2 separate regions of the Homo sapiens genome follow, and region 1 is linked to region 2. A link is a loop called in an ENCODE intact Hi-C map of the cell type or tissue named here. Cell type or tissue: psoas muscle. All regions are shown on one strand.

Region 1 (8,000 bases), 140 kb before region 2:
AAACTACACAAAGTGGGTACAGCTATCAACATCCAGAATGCCAGAAAATCCACAAAACCAATGAACTGGTTTCTTCAATAAGAACATTGCAAGAGAGAAAAACAAGTGGAGAGAGAAATCTATAGATTGAAAGCAACTCAACCCAAATGCTCATTAACTGATGGGTGGATAAATAAATTGTGATTACAACTTTGCAATGAAAATGCTAGGTAGCGTTAATAAGGAAGGAAACTGTAATACATGCTACAACATGGATAAACCTTGGAAGCATGCTAAACCAAAGAAGGCAGACATAAAACGCCCATACTCAAAACGATTCCATTTATATGACGTTCTGGAAAAGGCAAAACTATAGTGATTGAGAACAGTTCAGTGGTTTTCCAGGAGCGGGAAGGCAGGTGGGGACTGACCACAGGTGCACAAGGAAACTCTCTGGAGCAATGGAAATATTCTACATCTTGACTGGAGTCAGGTTATGTGACTGTATACTTTTATCACACTCATCAAACTATACCTTTAAAAAAGATAAAAATTACATTATGTAAAATATACTGCAATAAACCTGACTTAAGATACTGAGAAAACTGACAACCAATTGCATGGTGTAAACCTTATCTAAATTTTAATTCAAAAAATAAACTGTAAAGAGGTGGTGATATATATGAGAAAACCAGAAATATGAGCTATTAGGTGTTAGAGATCATTTTATTTTAGGATGGTAATAATGGCACTGATGCTTTACTTTCGTTTGCAGGAGCTTCTTTCATTTAGAATACATATTAAGATATTTACAGATAAAATGATGAGATATTTGTAATTTACTATCCAACAAAAGGCTGACGTTTGGTTCTCTGACAAATGTAAACAGCTCAGGAGAGGTACTGTGTTTCTCAAACTGATATCTTTAGTTCCCCACCTCAGTTAAAATCAGTCTACAGGAAGTGAATAAAACTAGCTCTTGCTTTGAACGTCTGCATGGAAAGCCAGAAAGAAGAGTTTGCACGAGGTGCCACAGACACTGTAAAAACGAAGGTGGTCAACTTTGCCTTCCACGACGTTCCTTGTGGAGAGTAGACATGCATCCTCCAGATTTATTTTATTCCTTCCTCAAGGACCTTGGTGGTATACAGTACACTTGAGGGAACATGAGATCAAGATGTGTGGCCATTTGGGCCGTAATTAAATTTAATAGGCAGTTTATCCGGTTCGTAGGAAGATGACACGGAAGAGAGGGACGGAGAGTCAAGCTTATGGAGGGAAATCATTTTACAATAGAGTATCCATCTGGAAAAAAAGACATTGCCCCGACCCAGCAAGTGTGAACGAAACCTTCATCAACATTGCATGAGGTAACTTTATCACGCGCCAGGGCTGAGAGAGAGGAGCCTGTCGTACCTTCTATTAAAAATAATGCACAGCCGTCTTAACGGCATGTAAATCTAACTCACTATTATGCAAACTGAAGGGAAGAGGCAGTTAATAAAACACAAAATAACCTGGTGTTTTATTATACTGGCTGCTGGATTCATAGGCATGAGGCTTCAAATGGCTTATATATTATCTTCCAGCTGCGGCAAATGGAGAGCCCTGGCCTGCTTGGGTTGGTAATGAAGGCGGCTGTGGGGAGCACCAGCGAAGCGTGGATTTTCAGCAGCATTTCTGAGTGTGCAGGGAGGAAAACCAACAGAGAAGGAGAAGCAGAAAGTGGGGTGGTGAGGAGTGACCCTTGCTGTGAGTATGAGGCAGGCTGATGAGGAAAACAGCCAAGCCAGAAGGGCAAGGGGCTCTCCTCCATCTGCTGCCGACTGAGAGTCTGGCCAGGGCTTCCAGAGGAGGTCCCCTCTTCGGCAGGGGCTACAGGAGCTGCAGCGCCTCCCCAGGATGCCGCGTGGTGGCCCATATATGGAGGGTCGCGCCCATGGCCCCCCAGGGCCATCTTAAGCAGCAGAAAAGCCCAACCCTACTATGAAATCCAATTAAATGGCAAGTTTTGCCACGCAAATGGATCCCTTTCTTCTGCTGGTTTGGTTCTCTGCTGCAACGGGCTGCCTTCCTGGACTGGCAGGACTTTCAGAACAAGACCCATAAAGGAAAGTGGAATCACCAGCATCTTTAAATCCCACTGGAGGCAGCTCCTGGGTATTACAGTGGTTTGTTCAAGCGTTCTGGCTTTTTTTTCAAAGTTAAGAAGGAAATGTAAATTTTCATTAAAGAAATAAAGAATTAAAATTCTGTGGCAATGTTGGGTATATCCATGGAAGTGCCTCCTTCTTCCTTAGGCCTGAAATCCTTCCACCATCCTGGAGACTGATGTCCTTTCAAGTTCAATTTGCAGACCATCCCTGTCACCCACATTCAATTCCTGCATTTTGTATGTTTTTGCATGTAACCACCCCTTTTTCTAGGGCTTGCCTCGTGCCAGGCACTGTTCTACATGCTTAACGATCACCGACTCTCTTTACTTTTCACAGCGCCCCCATGCGGTAGGCACCATTATGGTCCCCATTTGGCTGATGAGGAAGCGAAGGCCCACAGAAGTGCAATCATTTGTGCAAGATCCCGCGGGCGAACCGGAGGGTGTGGGATTCACCCACACAGTTGGGTTGGGGTGTTTAGGCTTCCCACCAGTGCACCACGTCACCCCCTCCCTACTGGTTCCTCACATATTTCTACTTTCTGGTTAGAACTTCCTGACTCCTAAAGCCTGTGGTTGCATCTGTGATCTCCCTCCTTATTGGAATCTCTGGATGCTTCCATCAGGTGGCTACAAGAGCTCCAGCACAGCTATGAAGAGAATGTTATGTGCCGGCCAACATCTCTTTGTGGTCAATACACACATTATCTAGGCACTATGAGAGCATGGCTTCGGGAACGTCTGCCCCCAACAGAAGAGAAGAGAGGAGAAGGCCCCCAACACGCCTGCAGCATTTTCCTTAGGACCAGATGCCTCCAACAGGTGGGGAGAAGGCAGCTTGGCAGCCACCCTGTAGCTCTGGGTAGACAGGAGGGCGTGATCTTAAAGGCATGGTGCAGCCTGTGGCTAGAGAGGGCTTCGAGCAAAGGGCAATGGGAGAGGGCAGGTAGGGAGGGTCTCTAGAATCTTTCGAGTATTTCCTAGCAGCCTGGCTAAAAAGCAAGAGTGATGCCGCAGGATTCCCCTGGAGGTCACGTTTCAGGCGTGCTCCTGGACCACCATCGTCTAAGATTCCTGAGCTGGGACATGACCTTGGAAAGGACCATCTATCCATCTGCAGCCCCTTCACTCCTGGGGTTCAGAGATCTGGGGCCTTGGTCGAGTGCAGGGGTGGGGTGGTGGGTATAGTCCAAGGCCCTAGAGGATGTCCAAGAAATGCTAGAATTCTGGAGTGGTCCCAGCTGCTGGAAGGGGCCACGAATGCCTTCTGGAGCTGCAGGGCATATCTGAGAAAGATCAAAAGCCCTGCCCTGTGTCCCTGCCGAAGCCTTCCAGCCAGACACAGCAGCTAGGCACCACCTTCTTCGAACTGCTTTTTCTCATGACTAGAAACTTCCCTTGGCTCCCTAGGGCTAATGTTCACACACCTTATCCCAGCACCCAAAGCCCCTAGGAAGCTAGCCCTGACCTACCTCCTCAAACTTAGCTCTGCCTCCCTCCCACCCAGCCCCATCCCTGTGAAACCCTGTGCCGTGTTCATGCTATTGCTTTTGCTGGGAACGTCTTTCCCTTATTCCATCACTGAGGAAGAATGTGGGTACTTAGCACAGTGCCTACAGAACATTTTTCTTCAAAAGATCAGGACTTATGTGTGCTGCCAGAGGTTTCTAAATACTCACAACACTTGTGACAAAATTTGATCTCCAGCTAGACTTTGCAGAGAGCGGCAAGCATGGAAAGGTAACATCCATGCACTCCAGTTCTGCACTCACTAGGTGTTACTGTTTGTTACGGGTTAAACTGTGTTCCTCAAAAAGATGTGTTGAAATCCTAGCCCGAGTATGTCAGAATGTGACGCTATTTGAAAATAGTGTCTTTATAGGGGTAATCAAGTTAAAATGAGGTAATTAGGGTGGGCCCTAATCCAGTATGACTTGGTGCCCTTATAAAAAAAAATGTGGAAATCTGGACAGAGGTTGACATGCATAGAGAGAAGACGATGTGAAGAAACACAGGGAGAAGATGACCATGAGAAGACGGAGGATTGGTGTCATGCAACTACAAGCACTGCCTTCCACGCCAGAAGCTACAAGAGGCAAGAAAGGGCTCTCTCCCAGAGCTGTCAGAGACAGCGTGGCCATGCACACACCTTGATTTTGGACTTCTAGCTTCCAGAAATGCGATCAAATAATGTTGTCTCAAGCCACCCAGTTTGTATTATTTTGTTCCAGCAGCCCTAGGAAACTAACACAGTAGGTATGCAGTCATTGTTTGTTGCAACATGAAAGAATGGTCTAGGTCAGGGGTCCCCAAGCCCTGGGTCGTGGATGGGTACTGGTCGGTGTCCTGCTAGGAACTGGGCCGCACGGCAGGAGGTGAGTGGCCAGGAGCGAGCGTTATCGCCAGAACTCCACCTCCTTCAGATCAGCGGCGGCATTACATTCTCATAGGAACATGAACCCTACTGCAAAGTGCGCATGCGAGGGATCTAAGTTGTCCTTCATGAGTTTCATCCTGAAACTATCCCCAAGCCCAGCATCTATGGAAAAATTCTCTTCCATGAAACTGGTCCCTGGTGCCAAGAAGGTTGGGGACCGCTGCTGGGTGATACTGGCAGCACAGGTGTGTTTACTAGCAAGAAACTGAGGCTCACTAAGTTAACAACTGGCTCAAAGTCAGACAGCTGTGAGGTGACAGTGGGGACTGGAACTCGGGTTTCGTGGCCCCCACTGACCTTCTATCCCTCCTGATGCATCTCTCCTGGCAGCCCGAGCTCCCCGAGTTCCAGGTTCTGCTCCTCTGGTTGATGGCAAATGTTAGTTTCCAAAAAGCGCACCGAGTCCACCCATGACAAGTGCTCAAAACAGCCTTCCTTTTCTATGGTATGTCTCCTGGAAAGTCTTTCGTGGTTAATAATTCTGTTTGTGGTCATTTTTCTGAGCAGGTTAAGGGCTTCTTAAATCTTCATAGTTCATATTCACAAGCCCCTCGGAGGACAGCTTACCTCCCGCCAGGCCCCACCTGGTGATGAGCGGCCCGCACACGGCAGAGCAGTGGGAGGCCGGGAGCAGAGGCGGCCCGGAGCAGACAGCACGAGCTGGGGGTGGGGGCTACACCACCTGGAAATCTGTCCCACTGTCACACCCACGCTAGTTTACAGAACCTGGGCATGTGGCTCGAAAAAATGACAAGACATTTATGATGGGGTGGAGAGGAGGAGAGCTGCACATTCGGCACGACTCCTCTGTGCCGGAAACTGTGCAAGGCGCTCCATATATTTTTCTCATGGAACCCTCCAGGCAGGAGGTGGATGTTTTTAAAACTCCCATTATACAGATGAAGGAGCTGAGGTGCAAATGATGATGTAACTTTCCAAAGTCACATGACTCCTAAGTAGCAGGGATAAGAGTTGAGCTTGAATTTATGAGGCCCTAAAGCCCAAATGATACTCACTAGGGTTCACCCTAAGGAAGCGGAGAACACGTCCTCAGAGCGAGGATGTTACCTCTGGTTCAGTCCTGATTCTATTTTGGAAAGCTCATCTATAAATAGCTTCTCTCCTGCTTTCCACCTTTCCACAGGGAATCCACCCTCTCTCCTTTTATGGCGGCGGAGGGTCATTGGGTAGAAACCTTCCCAGGGATACTAGCTCTGAAGATTGTGGGTGAGTGCCCTGCCCTGGCCTGAGGTGGGGGTGGTGGGGATATGTTTCTGCCTCTTCCAGCCATTCCTGCGGTCTCCGGGGACCCAACCATTTGTCCCAAATCCACCCTAATTAGGGAAGAAAAAGGAACTACTCTTTCAAAGATCTGTAGATGCGCAGTTGGCTGCCTTTCTTATTCCTCTCTGCCCACTAATTCCAAAGGCATCTGACAGGGATGCCACTCTGGTGAAGATGACAGGAAGTTTCCTGCCGTGGAAGCAACTGCCTGTCTAAAAAAAGCTCTTTTTAAAAATGCTCAACTCCGAACTAAGAGCTTGCAGAGAATGTGTTATGGCTGCTGTTATTTATTTATACCACCGACTTCCAGAAAGGATTTTAAGTGGCTCACAATAAAAACACAGCTAGATCTGGGGAGAGATAGTACAAATGAAGAGCACGGTCAGCTGCGAGACTGGCTCAGAGCGCCCTCCACCCCGCGGTGGGCAGCAGGCCTCCGGAAGGATGCCCAGTAGTGAAGGGCCACGCTCTAGAGATAAAATCGTGTTTCTGTTTTTCTGCCTGACTGGGAGGTACAAGAAGTCTCCACAATGTGTTTAGGAGGGTGGGCCCCAGTTGAGGACTGGGGGTGACTCACCCCCATATTGGGGTGGATAGGAAAGGGCCCTGGAGGCCTGCAGGGAAGCCTCTCTCTCTTAGGCCAGAAGCCGAGGCTGAGACTAGAATTGGAATGCACGATAGTTTATGTGGGAGGAGATCCCAGGAAGCACTGGAAGAACAGAGTGGGCAGGGAAGGAAGGCGGCCAGCGGAGATCATCACTGTGGGCAGTCAGAGCTCGATCTAGTTGGGAAACTCTGGGACGTGGTTTAGAGGATACCTAAGAGTATCCTGCCCAACGAATAAGGAAGCTGGGGGGGTTTATCTCTCCACGTTCTGCTCATCAGTGGTGAGGGACCGCTCGCAGGAGTGGCAATGCCTCACATGTGAGCCATCCTGTAGGAATCCCGGTCACACCAGGGCGCATGTTCCAGGAGCGGCAAATGCTGTACGTTGTGTTTGTCCTGCCCTCCTCCAGGTTAGAGTGGGAGCTGTTTCACCTGATTACTAGGTGAGTCAGGGTCTGGGGATTGACTTGGCTATGCTAAGATACCACCTGGAGGAGGCGGAGGGGGACCCTGATGTAGCAGTTACTGGCCCTAGGTATTGCCATATAAAGTCGCTCACCTCATGACCTGGATCAAAAGTCTCCTCTTTCAGGAAGACCTCCCCACTCTCATCTCTTTTCCTCTGACTTTCTTGGAGCTACAAGATTGATTTATTCCTGGGTCACAGCTCTCTCCTCCTAGCTAGATGCCGCCAATGGCCCCAGCTTCCATTCTCCCTTTTTGGCAACCCTCTCAAGGGATTCTGTGTATAGTATACTGGTTAAAAGAGCTGCCCTGGAGTCAGACTGTTTAGGTTCAAGTCTCACCTCTGACCACTTGTTGACTAAGAGACAAGGGGAAAGTTATCGAGCCTTTCTGTACCTGGCTTTTGCATCTGTAATATGAGGGCAACGAAACCCAAATCACAGAGTCCTCATAAGGAATAAAAGAATTAGTATACTTATAGTACTTAGCATGGTCCCTAGTACATAGTAAATGCTCAATAAATATGAGATGTAATAATGATTACAATGATAATAATAAAGATTTTTGACCACAACCATCAATTACTGTTCATTATTTACAGACTCCTCAAGTGGCACTCAAGACTCCGCCAGGCTTTTCCCATTCTCACTTCCCACTTGCTCTCAACTCAACACAGTCCACCATTGCACAGCACCTGTTTTCTCTCATCTTCTCTTTTCGCCCCTTCCCACTGTGCCAGCCTGAGTTCCCTCATTTCTTAGGTCAAGACGCCCTCACCTTGATACACAGCTCAATACAGGGCCTGAAATGCCACTGAATGGTTGGCAATTAGTAAGTATTTCTAAAAGAAATAAATGGCATACTTTCAGGTATTGGTTATTCATCATGTTACTTTTCTGTATTGTCAGATGCACCCAGCATGGGGGCCAGGTCTCTGGAGGGTCAGTTAGTATCCAGTAGAAGGTACGTGTCTGGATGATGTTTCTGCCACTCCACTGCTGGGTAGATATTTTTGGGTTCCATCACAGCAGCTTTTCATAAATTGTCTCATTTCATCCTCCCAACTATTTCACA
Region 2 (8,000 bases):
GTGGACATTCTTTGCCTTTCTCTCCCAAACTGAAAGGTAGTTATTGAATCTGGGCTGGCCCTGTGTCTGCTTCACCAGCAGAATATAGTGAAAGCGACTGTATACCACTCTCTGGGTCTAGGTTTTAAGAGGACTGGGAGCCTCTGCTGCCTCCTTCCTGGAAGGTTCACTCTCGAAACACTCTCTCTCGGAATACTGCTGCCATGCTGTGACATGCACAAGTCACATGCAGATCCCCTAGAGCTCTCACCGACAACCAACATCCACCACCAGCCATGAGAGTGAGACTTTTTGGATTGCCAGCCCAATTTAGCCATGGATGATTCAGCCCCAGCTGACAGCATGCGGAGCAGAGGGTCTGCCCAGCGGAGCCCAGCCCATCCACAGAATAATGTCATAATAAATTGTTAGACCAGGAAGTTTTGGGATGGTTTGTTACACAGGAATAAGTCACAGAAATCATAGAGAAATAAGTGATTTTTAAAAATCCAATAGAATCAAACCCATCCCCAAGGAACATGATTACTTAACACGCTCCAGAAACATCCACATGAAAGTCTTCAAGAAGCTAGTTTGGAAGGTGTGCACTTATTCCACTGTGTAAGATAGGTTTAGAACTCCTTTGTGAACTACTTTTAGAGATGATCTATGAGGCCTGCACACAGAAAAACTTCACGCCCGCTCCACTGTGACAAAAATGTATAATCCACTTGATCACCCACCATATAAACCAGCTGTGGTTCTTGGCAGTTCTTAGTTCTTTCCATTATCAATCTTAGGTTCAAAGACATGGGGAGATTTTTGGGTTTGTTATAAGGGGGTTATGTGACAACGACTTGTGTCACAAGTTCTTCCCATTATATCATGAGTTCAGAGGGAGAAGGGACAGTGTCTGATTCATCTTGGTGTCCCCCACAGATCATATCAAGGAGCCTGGCACATGGCAGACACCCAAGAGCCATTTGCTGAATGGCACGTTGCAAAAACTAATCCATCAATGAGCAATAAAAATGTACTGTGCCACGACAGCATCTTTGGGCTAAGTGTATTGTGACAACTTTGAAGGTGACAATGCTCACTTGTAAAAGTCAATCATTTGCAAGAAATCTGGGGATCTGGTAAATGGATGCCCCTGAATCAGGGCACAGTGCTACCTGACAAACAGAAAGGACTGCCACCTAGGTTATGAGCTATAGACCGAGGGATCATTTCACCAAAGAAAAGAGATACCTAATTTAGATATGACCAAAAAAAAAAAAAAAAAGTTTGCTTTTAGCAAAGGCACGTAAGCCACAGGTGTCATGCCAAAATCAGGGCAGAAGGCCTACCTGGTGACTTCCATATGTTTTCAAGACAAGAATAGAATCTTAATTTACATGATCTCTAATCCTTCTACAGATCCTGCAATGTAGACACTATTATTCCCATTTCATAGCTGTAGAAACCGATCCTGTGTCAAGGCAGGCTACTTGCATTATCTTGGACCATCAGGCCATGATGGGGAAGCAGAGGTGGAGAGATGCATGGAAGGGTAATTCTGAGAGGACCAGGGAGAAGCAGCAGTAAAACTCTTGGAAAGGGAGAACTTTTCACAGCTTCTGCTGAGTGCAAGAAAATTATTATACCCCCTTCTCTAGAAAGCCTTTGAGGTACAGGTGATAGGATAAGCTCTGGAAGAGTATTCACAACTTCTGCCTGAACTATAAGCCCAACATGGGTTTCTGGAAACTCTTGCCCGAGAAGCAGAGAGATGCCTTGTTCATCTGCATCCCCCAACTTTCCCTGCAAATCCAAACCTGTTCATCCTACCTCTAGTTTGTATTGTTTCCCCTGATAAGGAGGGCCCCAGTGAACAATTAAAGCTTTCAATAAATAATCTCTAAGCACATTCATTTGATTGACTGTTATTTGATACAGCAGTTAGTTTCAATGGGGCAGTTAATATTGATCACATAAAGTACTCCAGACAAACATGAAACAGTTCCAGAACTCCATGGATTATTACCCTTTATCTGCCAGTCATCTGGGTTACTTGTAATGGTCACGGAATTTAAAATCAATAATAACAATTAGTGTTCTGTACACCAAAACGGATGAATCATGTGAAATGGGTTTTCATATAAAATCAAAGGTAAAGCAAGCCGATAGCATGGAAAAAAAGCTCTCTGAATTTCCAGTGCACATTTGGCAAGGCACTTTCACATGCAAATCCTCAAAACAGGCAGCAAGAGCGAAAGAAAGGTGCTCAGGAGAAGATGTGGCCATAAAAAAGCATATGAAACCCCTGACGATCTTAATCCAAAAAGATGAAGCGTAAAAGATAAAAGTGATCAAAATGAGTTCTAACAAATGTAGTAAAATTAATGGAACCGGTAATTTACTTCCTTGGAGATGTGTCTAGCTACATTTTTCAGCTTTCAATTTCTAGGCATTAATCGTGATTTTTTTTGTAATAAAATGGCAACAACGGTATTTTAGTAGCTCCATGGCACGACTACTGTAATATAATGTATATATAATTAAAATGCAAAGCAACAGAGAAATGTTTCATCATTAAACTGTAACCAGTGCACTATGTGAAATCATCCATTCCAAAGACTTGTTTTTCATCAATTATTTGTTGTTTATCTGATGTAAATATAAAAAGGACTAATTAAAATATATGCCTTTTTATACAGCTTCTTGTCATTAAAGCCAATGAAAGCATTCTGAGGACCATAATGAAATAATTATGTTTGCCTTTAAGAATTCTCTTCAATAACACATGGCAGTACTGAGCTAAATTAAAACATCAGGAACTGAATTTCGCTGCCTCCATTTCCATTTTAGTTAATTAAACCCCCAAGCTTTCCAATAGACCAGCCCCTAAAAAAATCTTTTGAAGCTGAAATGGCCTTCAGATCATCGGCCTTTTTATAATTATGGACTTTGATGACATGACAAAGGTACTGTAGCCGTTGAAAGCTTTAATATTTTTGAGAAGACAAATTTATTACATGAGGTCTTCATTTGCTCTGGAAATGGGAAAAAAATTGGGATGTGATCCAGATCTTCTCTCCCTAGTTAACCGATGCACTCATCTTATTTGTTCTTTTACCTGCACATTATTTTGAATTTAGCTATTTTTTTGACTTGACAAAATTTTATTCTGTGATGAATAGTAATTTATCAACAACAACATAGCAAACATTCCACTAAATATGGGTCAAATTAGGACAGTGATTCTTTGTCAAACACTGAAACTTAAAAAATAAGAAGCTATCTTTAAGACAGCAGTGGACTGAGGAGAATCTGTGAATTTTAAGAAATAAAATCCTTCTGTTTGACTTTTCTCCTCCTCCAAATCTCAAATCAGATACTTTGGAAGGCAAAGAATAAAATAAAATGAAAATAAATCTGGGTTTAAGAGAAAGGGAAGAAGGAAAAAGGGGAGGAAAACTGCTAAGTGGTTTCAGGGCTGGTAGCAAATGAAATGGCTTTAGCAATGTTGTCATCTGATGCAGATGGGGATGGGAACTTTGTACTTTCAAAAGTAAATACAAGGCCGGGCTCGGTGGCTCACGCCTGTAATCTCAGCACTTTGGGAGGCCGAGGTGGGCAGATCACGAGGTCAGGAGATCGAGACCATCCTGGCCAACATAGTGAAACCCCATCTCTACTAAAAATACAAAAATTAGCCAGGTGTGGTGGCACACGCCTGTAGTCCCAGCTACTCAGGAGGCTGAGGCAGGAGAATCACTTGAATCTGGGAGGTGGAGGTTGCAGTGAGCTGAGATCACACCACTGCACTCCAGCCTGGGCAACAGGGCGAGACTCCATCTCAAAAAAAAAAAAAGAAAAAAAAAAAAAAAAGGAGTACCAAGGATTAACTCTGACAACGTGAAATCCCTCACGTTTTGTTCTATATGGAGAGTTGGCGAGGTTTGTGAGTGGATGATATTTGGTGATCGCTGGATAGACTGTCTAATGAGACATCAGCAGTGAATTGTTAACAGCTGGAACACAAATATCTATTCTATGACAATGTAAAATGACAATTATAATCTCAGAATCCACTTTTATTAAACGACTTTCTTCCTCCCAGTTTTTCTTTGTTCTCTTCAAAGAAATCTGCTTTTGGAAATCAGGGACATCATCACCCACTATCACCCCTGTAAAAATCAGCTTTCTTCTTTCTCCCTCCCCTGAGCTGGTTCAGTTCTTCAGCTGCTGGGGGAAGCCTAGAGACTCCTGGAATCCCTGAGCCCTGACTAGAGGAAATGCTTGGCCAGGTTGAGTCGCCTTGCTGACGTCAGTTCCTGTTATCCTCGCCTTATCGCGCAGGGGGCAGAGAGTCTTATCTTACTAAATGGTCCCCTTGTAGCTCCCCCACCCTACAGGGCCAGAGAAAGAGCAAGTCAGCAGTTCCATTGCCTGTTTGACTTCCCATCTAAGAAGCTCTGAAAGCTCAAGACAAAATGCCAGTAGACTTAGGCTCTCCTGCTTCCTAGGTAGAGAGAACTTTTGCAACTTTATTTTTCATTCATTTAAAGGGGTTTGGGGAGTGGGATGGGACAGAGATCATGCTTTTTAATGATGGGGTAAGGAAGCTGGGAATGAAAAGAGGAGAATTCAGAGCAACATATTGACTGATGAGGTTGTGTTATTAGATCTTACAGATGGGGCAGGTTATCTCATCTCCTATTTAACAAGAGGTACTTAGACCAAGCCACTTACAAGCAGGATACTGATAAATCTGAAACCTGAGTTAACTCTACTCTTCTCCCTCCATCACCCCAGCTCCAACTTTTTAAGAGGAAGCTGGCAAGGGCTGATACAGATTTGTTCATAACAATTTAATTTAATTCTACTCCCTCCTCCCCACCCTGTCCACGCACACACAGGTGCTAGAGTGAGAATCACAGCCCAGTCCATTTTGCAAGGAATGCCTTCTATTCACAGATCTATAGTTTGCTACGAAAGGAATTCATGTTCATAAGAATGACCCAGAAACACAAGGCGATCTTCAGACATAATGAAAAAATTAAGCTGTGAGAGCTCTACTTATATTGACTATAGAATCCAAACAAAGACTTTCTGTGCCACTCCTAGGAGATGTTGTAATATTAAATATCTGGCATATTTCAATGATTTATGTGGGAACTGTGCAGGATATTTGAAAGTGGGTTATTCTAGAAAATCAGAGATACATGATTGTCATAACTACCCTGTAATTTGAAAGGCAAGATTCTATCTACATTAATATCTTTGGAAAGGTTTTCAGCCAAGATTTTTCTGATTAACCTTCATCAAAAACTCCCATTTCTGAAATAATCTATTTAATTGATAGTTAACTGAATTTATATTAGAACATTTAAAGTATAAAAATGTCATTTAAGGATAAATGTATGGCACTTACACATAACTCAAACTGTATAGAAGATTCTAAGATGTTCTAAAATGAACATTGCATTTATTGTTAAAATCCTGTGTGACTTGAACAGAGTTTTGTATTTTGCATCTTGGTTTTTACATCTCCATCTTCTGCCCAAAGAGTAACTTAAAATTCTCAGCTTTTTCTAAATTACTGATTTAAAAAATTATAAATTCCTTGAGAGTAGAATTTATAATCTTTGTTATTTATCATGTATTTCCCTTCTCAGATAGAGTTTAATGATATCTGTGGAATGTGTAAAGGAGAAAACAGGTTTTCTTTCTTTTTCAGCCACCTCAGAGCTTAACATATGTCGAAGGTAAATTATAAACATCTGATATCCAGAAGAACTTTTTTTTATTCTTACGCTTTAGAGAAAAGTGCATAACAATACCCTCGGTTGTATATATCAGCGCCAGGCTTCTAGAAATGAGAAGGAAACTTCTGATTCAGGTCAGCTAGCCTATCAGAAATAGCCATTCTGGTCATTTATCTATTAAGGAAAAAAGACCTGCTTCAATGCAAGGGCTTTACATTATTGGCTGGCAAATCAAATTCTAACTAAAGCTTCCAAGTCAATTCCATAGCTTAAGTTTAGGCAAACAGATGTCTACCTTTCTACTGTTTAGTTTTTTGAATCCATCCTTTTCTGGCAATAAAATTTAAACACATGCTTTTTCTTTTCTAAGTTGCACATCAATACTCACTCCCTTGTCAAATGTACCAATTTATCCAATATTCACAATATGATTTCTTTTTTTCTACAAGGAAGGAAAACTTTGTGAATCTTTCACTTGTTTTCGAACAACCCACAACCCTGCCTGTACTCTCTTTGCGATTTAAGGAAAAGTCCCTCTTTTTCTCTTCTTTCTGATGGTATTAGTTACCACCGTCATGTGCCCGAGAAGCAGAAAATTATGTCCTACTTTAGAAAAACAATTGGGCCTTTTCACTGAAATATTTATTCAAAACCCCATTCAATTCATACGGTGGCTGTCAGTCTTTATTTAGTCTTTCTTTCAGAGGGTATCTTTGATTTTGCCACTTTGACCCCAATTTATATCTCACTAGGAGAGGATTTAGATACTGTTTAATACTTAAAATTTGGGTCCCAGGGCTTTGAAAAGAGGCCTTTTCTCATTCCCTAATCAAACATCACTACTGGTTGTTTTAAAAATAATTTCTTCTCATTAATGGGCAAAGTCCTATTTCAAAAAGAAAATATTTTTTTCTTTTTCCTTTTGATGTGTTGAGTAGGGAGAAAAGACAGGGAAAAAGGCCAAGAAGTTGTCACACTCGTTATTTCACCAAAGCAACTATATTTAGACCACAAAATATTAAGATTTATCCTATACCCACTGAGCAATTAATGTTGAAAACATCTGGAGCCGCCTAAAACCAAGATAATCCTGGAGACATCTGAACAGAAATTTAGTGACTCCTATACCTTCCAGGGGCAGTCGTCAATCGTAATATTTAGACCACATTCCCTTAGTAGTCCCCTAATCCTGACTTTGAATGCTTATAAGAAGCAATTCACAGACACTACTACAAATGGCAGCTGGCTGGCATATCATTTTTCTGCCTTTAAAATTAAAAAGAAAATAAAGGGAATATTTTAACACCTTTCAAAGTGAGCTTGTGATGGTGTGCTCCATGTTCAAAGGTCTTACTTTATTTACTATGCATACACACACACACCATAAAAAAAACTCAAAGCAGAAAATAGTTTTGGTTGGAATTTAGTACTTTTTCTTCTTTGCCCACTGTTTCCTCTGTGTTAAAAGCAAAAACAGATCTGCTTCTCGTCAAAATAGCCATTAAGTAAAATGGAAAAGGTTGTGGTTATGTTCTTACTTACACAAATGTAGCCCTAATATACTTTTATTTCAATAGCCCTAACTAGCTGTACCACCCTGAACCAAACACTGCATGGCACAAGACATTTGTTAGAATCTCTAAAAAAAAAAAAAAAAAAAAGTTTTAGTTTTATTTATGCTAAAAAAAAAAAAAAATCGTTGGAACAACTGACCATCATAAAGTGGTTTATGAGGGTAAAGCAACTCTGCAAGGGCACAAGCAATATTTACATTTTATTCATTTAACCTAAAGTTGGGGTGTGGGATTCAAACTCTTGTGAAACTGACCACAATAAGAACTAATTGCCCTGCTTACAAAAATAAGACACTGGAATTTCTGAAATCCCTTTGTCAAATGCCTTTATTTACTTTGTCTAATGCAAGTTTCTTTGATTAGCTAAACTTTGCTGTTATCAACACTTCTTGCTTATCGGGTAGTTTTAGGCGAATGACACATTCACCGCTCGCTCTCCCTAGATAAAGCAAATCCCTTGTTTAACTTGTCCAAGAACAAACAAAGCTTTTCCCCCTACTCTTACAACTTAATAGGCATCTTTGGAAGGTTAATTACAAAAGGAAGAATGTCTACATGTAAAAACTCTATTAGGTCTAATAACTTTTGGCGAGGATCCTGAGCATATTTTTTCCTTCTGTTAAAAAACATGTTTCATTACCACTTTCTCTAACAAGAAAAAGTTTCAGAGAGCCCCAGTTCCCTGGGATTCCAA

The links. Peaks named below come from ENCODE experiments on the same cell type or tissue, not always from the same donor. Only the 100,000 strongest peaks of a DNase experiment are listed, where the experiment ranks them.
Region 1: a loop joins it to region 2, with 2.3 times the contacts of the local background. A loop is called at or near these places in 12 of 110 quality-filtered maps.

The regions. Positions count from the first base shown.
Region 1 is chr3:25,571,773-25,579,772 of GRCh38, reverse strand. All of the region lies in intron 4 of RARB (retinoic acid receptor beta), which reads right to left. Among named protein-coding and RNA genes, the nearest start is that of TOP2B, 89 kb to the left of the region's middle. RefSeq lists enhancers at 5,788-6,315, 6,316-6,844. In psoas muscle, no CTCF peak of the experiment used is centred here; no DNase peak of the experiment used is centred here; H3K27ac peaks cover 2,064 bases.
Region 2 is chr3:25,430,382-25,438,381 of GRCh38, reverse strand. The region is part of intron 1 of RARB (retinoic acid receptor beta); the gene reads right to left. Among named protein-coding and RNA genes, the nearest start is that of RARB, 6.1 kb to the right of the region's middle. In psoas muscle, no CTCF peak of the experiment used is centred here; no DNase peak of the experiment used is centred here; H3K4me3 peaks cover 2,383 bases; H3K27ac peaks cover 2,073 bases.